2 separate regions of the Homo sapiens genome follow, and region 2 is linked to region 1. A link is an interaction called in ENCODE POLR2A ChIA-PET data of the cell type or tissue named here. Cell type or tissue: A673. All regions are shown on one strand.

What was found. Peaks named below come from ENCODE experiments on the same cell type or tissue, not always from the same donor. Only the 100,000 strongest peaks of a DNase experiment are listed, where the experiment ranks them.
Region 2: POLR2A ChIA-PET joins it to region 1 with 6 read pairs; 1 of 35 experiments calls an interaction of 5 or more read pairs at or near these places.

The regions. Positions count from the first base shown.
Region 1 is chr11:47,761,724-47,764,223 of GRCh38, reverse strand. The region is part of intron 2 of FNBP4 (formin binding protein 4); the gene reads left to right. Among named protein-coding and RNA genes, the nearest start is that of FNBP4, 4.4 kb to the left of the region's middle. In A673, no CTCF peak of the experiment used is centred here; no DNase peak of the experiment used is centred here.
Region 2 is chr11:46,606,715-46,609,214 of GRCh38, reverse strand. The region is part of intron 2 of HARBI1 (harbinger transposase derived 1); the gene reads left to right. Among named protein-coding and RNA genes, the nearest start is that of HARBI1, 9.3 kb to the left of the region's middle. In A673, no CTCF peak of the experiment used is centred here; a DNase peak (open chromatin) is centred at 1,524.

The sequences.
Region 1 (2,500 bases):
TATAATCGCAGCTACTCAGGAGGTGGAGGTTGCAGTGAACTGAGGTTTTGCCACTGCACTCCAGCCTGGGCGACCGTAAGAACCTGTCTCAAATAAATACATAAAATAAAATATAAATTTAAATGTTTCTAGGAGAAACTTCCTTGATTACTCCTGTGGTTTGAATGTCCTCTCGTGATGTCAACATCTTCCATTAGGCCCCTACCTCCCAACACTGTTGCACTGGGGATTTAATTTCCAAAACATCCTTTTTAGGGGCACATTCAAGCCATAAGAGGTATATACCTAAGAAATAATTTACTGCCTGATATAGGTAGCTGATATACAAATTGTGTAGCACCATCCCTCAAAGGTAAGTAAGAATGTTGAGGTTTGAGGGGTCAACACCTTTCTCAAAAAAAGACTGCTAAAAACTATGGCTCTGGGCCAGGCACAGTGGCTCACGCTTGTAATCCCAGCATTTTGGGAGGCCGAGGCAGGTGGATAATGACGTCAGGAGATCGAGACCATCCTGGCTAACACGGTGAAACCCCATCTCTATTAAAAATACAGAAAATTAGCTGGGCGTGGTGGCGGGCGCCTGTAGTCCCAGCTACTCGGGAGGCTGAGGCAGGAGAATGGCGTGAACCCGGGAGGCGGAGCTTGCAGTGAGCCGAGATCACGCCACTGCACTCCAGCCTGGGCGACAGAGCAAGACTCCGTCTCAAAACAAAACAAAACAAAACAAAACACTATGGCTCTGAAGAATGACCATGCTTTCTCAGGCTTTAAGTAGCAACAAATCTTTTTTTTTTTTTTTTTTTGAGTTCAAGTGCAGTGGTGTGATCTTGGCTCACTGCAACCTCTGCCTCCCGGGTTGAAGTGATTTCTCCTACCTCACCCTCCTGAGCAGCTGGGATTACCGGCTAATTTTTGTATTTTTAGTAGAGACGGGGTTTTGCCATGTTGGCCAGACTGGTCTTGAACTCCTGACTTCAAGTGATCCACCCGCCTTGGACTCCCAAAGTGCGGTGATCACAGGTCTGAGCCACCACGCCCAGCCTGCAACACATCTTCATCTTAACAGTAGTCAAGGACTTGTTCTTACAACTCTAGGGTTTAAGTGATCTTCCTGCCTTGGCCTCCCAAAGTGCTGGGATTACAGGCATGAGCCACTGTGCCCAGCCCAGGAGCTTAGTTTTTAACGCCCCTGAAAATGGGTGGCTCATGCCTGTAATCCTAGTGCTTTGGGAGGCTGAGGTGGGAGGATCACTTGAATCCTAGAGTTCAAGAGCAGCCTAGGCAGCAGAGAGACTCTTTTTTTTTTTTTTTTTTTTTGGAATCAGAGTCTCTGTTGCCCAGGCTGGAGTGCAGTGGCGTGATCTTGGCTCACTGCAGTCTCTGTGTCCTGGGCTCCGGCGATTCTCCTTCCTCAGCCTTCCAAGTAGCTGGGATTACGGGCCCACGCCACCATGCCCAGCTAATTTTTGTATTTTCAGTAGAGACGGTTCACCATGTTGGCCAGGCTGGTCTGGAACTCCTGACTTCAAGTAATCCACCTGCCTCAGCCTCCCAAAGTGCTGGGATTAAACGCATGAGCCATCACACTTGGCCGAGACCCCCACCTCTACAAAAAAGTTTAAAATTAGCTAGACGTGCTGATGAGCACCTGTGGGCCTAGCTACTTGGGAGACTGAGGCAGGAGGATCGCTTGAGCCCAGGAGTTCAAGGCTGCAGTCAGCTATATATGATCATGCCACTGCAACCCAGTCTAGGTGACAGAATGAGACCCTGTGTCAAAAATAATTTAAAAAAATAGGCGGGGCACGGTGGTTCACGCGTGTAATTCCAGCACTTTGGGAGGCCAAGGCGGGCGGATGACAAGGTCGGGAGTTCAAGACCATCCTGGCCAACATAGTGAAACCCCATCGCTACTAAAAATACAATTAGCTGGGTATGGTGGCACGCACCTGTAGTCCCAGCTACTCGTGAGGCTGAGGTGGGAGAATCGCTTGAACCCGGGAGGCGGAGGTTGCAATGAGCTAGACCACACCATTGCACTCCAGCCTGGGTGACAGAGTAAGACTCCATCTCAAAAAAAAAAAACAGCCAGACGCTGTGCCTCACGCCTCTAATCCCAGCACTTTGGGAGGCTGAAGCTGGCGGATCATCTGAGGTCTGGAGTTCGAGACCAGCCTGACCAGCACGGAGAAACCCCGTCTCTACTAAAAATACAAAACTAGCTGGGCATGGTGGCGCATGCCTGTAATTCCAGCTACTTAGGAGGCTGAGGCAGGAAAATCGCTTGAACCCAGGAGGCAGAGGTTGCGGTGAGCCAAGATCACGCCATTGCACTCCAGCCTGGGCAACAAGAGCGAAACTCTGTCTCAAAAAAAAAAAAGAAATTAAATTCTTGGAGTTCTTTAGTACCTGCTTATAGGTCAGTGACACCTGGCCAGCTTTGTTGTTGTTTTTAATAAAATTTTTTTTCTTTCTGTAGACATGGTCTCACTTTATTGCC
Region 2 (2,500 bases), 1.2 Mb after region 1:
ATTTTAGCCAGGTGCTAAATCCCAGCACTTTTGGAGGCCAAGGCGGGCACATCACCTGAGGTCAGAAGTTTGAGACCAGCCTGGCCAAGATGGTGAAATCCCATCTCTTCTAAAAATATAAAAATTAGCCAGGTGTGGTGGCAGGCGCCTGTAATCCCAGCTACTCGGGAGGCTGAGGCAGGAGAATCGCTTGAACCTGGGAGGCGGAGGTTGCAGTGAGCTGAGATCACGCCATTGCACTCTAGCCTGGGGGACAAGAGCGAGACTTTGCCTCAAAAAAAAAAAAAGAAAAAAAAAATTTGTCAGGTGCGGTGGCTCAAGCCTGTAATCCCAGCACTTTGGGAGGCCGAGGCAGGCAGATCACCTGAGGTCAGGAGTTCAAGATTAGCCTGGCCAACATGGTGAAACCCTGTCTCTACTAAAAATACAAAATTAGCCGGGCCTGGTGGCGCATGCCTGTAATCCCAGCTACTCGAGTGGCTGAGGCAGGAGAATTGCTTGAACCCAGGAGGCGGAGGTTGTAGTGAACCAAGATTCTGTGACTGTACTCCAGACTGGGCTGGAGACTGTATCTCCAAAAAAAAAAAAAAATTTTTTTTTTAATTGCCAGGCATGGTGGCGTGTGCCTGTAGTCCCAGCTTACTCAGGAGGCTGACCTGGGAGGATCACTTGAGCCTAGGAGTTCAAGGCTGCAGTGAGCTACGATCGTGCTATTGCACTCCAGTCTGGGCAACAGAGAGATACCCTAAATCATTCATATGAATAGACAGATTTGGAAAACACTAGTCTCTAAAGGTTGTGTGGACAGTGGGAGTAATTATGGGAAGATTGGCAGGATTATAAGGAATGACAAGATGTTAAAAGAGAGAATAGATGGCTAATTGTATTTTTGTTGTTGTTGTTGTTGTTGTTGTTTGAGATGGAGTTTCGCTCTTGTTGCCCAGGCTGTGGTGCAATGGGGCGATCTCAGCTCACTGCAACCTGTGCCTCCTGGGTTCAAGCAATTCTCCTGCCTCAGCCTCCTGAGTAGCTGAAATTACAGGTGCCTGCCACCATGCCCAGCTAATTTTTGTATTTTAGTAGAGACGGGGCTTCACCACGTTGGTCAGGCTGGTCTCAAACTCCCAACCTCAGGTGATCCACCCACTGTGGCCTCCCAAAGTGCTGGGATTACAGGCATGAAGCCCTGCACCTGGCCGCCTAATTGTATTTTAAGAAACAACCCTTAGGTTTGAGGAACAGTTCTAGATTTGTCAAACCTAGAACTAGCTGTGAGCCTCTGGCCTTTTTTTTTTTTTTTTTTGCATTATTTTTCCTACGATATTATCCATTCCTGTCCTCATTCTCATCTGTCCCTTCAGAATGCATTATCTAAATTCCCCTCTAAATATACCTATTCCTGCAAACAATTCAGCCTCAGTTCTTATTTCTTTAGCTCTTGGCCTAGTCCTATTAAGCAGCTTTGGGTAAGATCTGCCAAAATGTCTTGTGGATGACTGATCATATAAGCAATTGTAATCTGTTTAGCAATTCTGATCCTAATCCCCTCTTGAGTGTCTGTTTTCCAGTAGTGCTTGGTTTATAACCATTTAGTGAGGGTAGAGCAATTTTACAAAAGGTCTCCTTTAGCTTTTCCTGTATATCTCCTCCATTTAAGACTCATACCATTTCTTAGAGAAACTTTAACAAGGATCATTTAGCATCTCCAGTTTTCAGTATTCATCTTACTTATTTTATTCTCTTTTACAGCATTATATTCTTGTTTTATTATGCTCTTGTTTTAGTATTCTGAGTCTGAAATTAGCATTTAGTGACTAGGTCTTTCCTTTGCCTAACATATCAAAGGATGACGAACATATACTTTGATCTTCTCATTTGAAAAATAAGTTCAATATCTAACCTAGCAGAGTTGGGATTGCATAATAAGAGATAATCTTTTTTTTTTTTTTTTTTTTGAGACAGTCTCACCCTGTCGCCTTGGCTGGAGTGCAGTGGCGTGATCTCGGCTCACTGCATCCTCTACCTCCCAGGTTCAAACAGTTTTCTACCTCAGCCTCCTGTAGCTGGGGCTACAGGCACGCACCACCATGCCTGGCTAATTTTTGTATTTTTAGTAGAGATGGGGTTTTGCTGTGTTGACCAGACTGGTCTCAAACTCCTGACCTCAGGTGATCCGCCTGCCTTAGCCTCTCAAAGTGCTGGGATTACAGGTGTGAGCCACCGTGCCCAGCCTGATAATCTTTAAAAAGTACCAGCTGGGTGTGGTGGTCACACCTGTAATGTCAGCACCTTGGGAGGTGAAGCAGGTGGGAGTTCCTCCTGAAGCGGGAGGAATGCTTGAGGCCAGGAGTTCAGGGTCAGCCTAGCAACATAACAAGACCCTGTCTCTACAAAAAGTTTAAAAATTAGCTGGGTGTTGTGGCATGTGCCTGTAATCCCAGCTACTCAGGAGGGTGTGTTGGGAGGATTGCTTGAGCTCAGGAGTTTGAGGTTGCAGTGA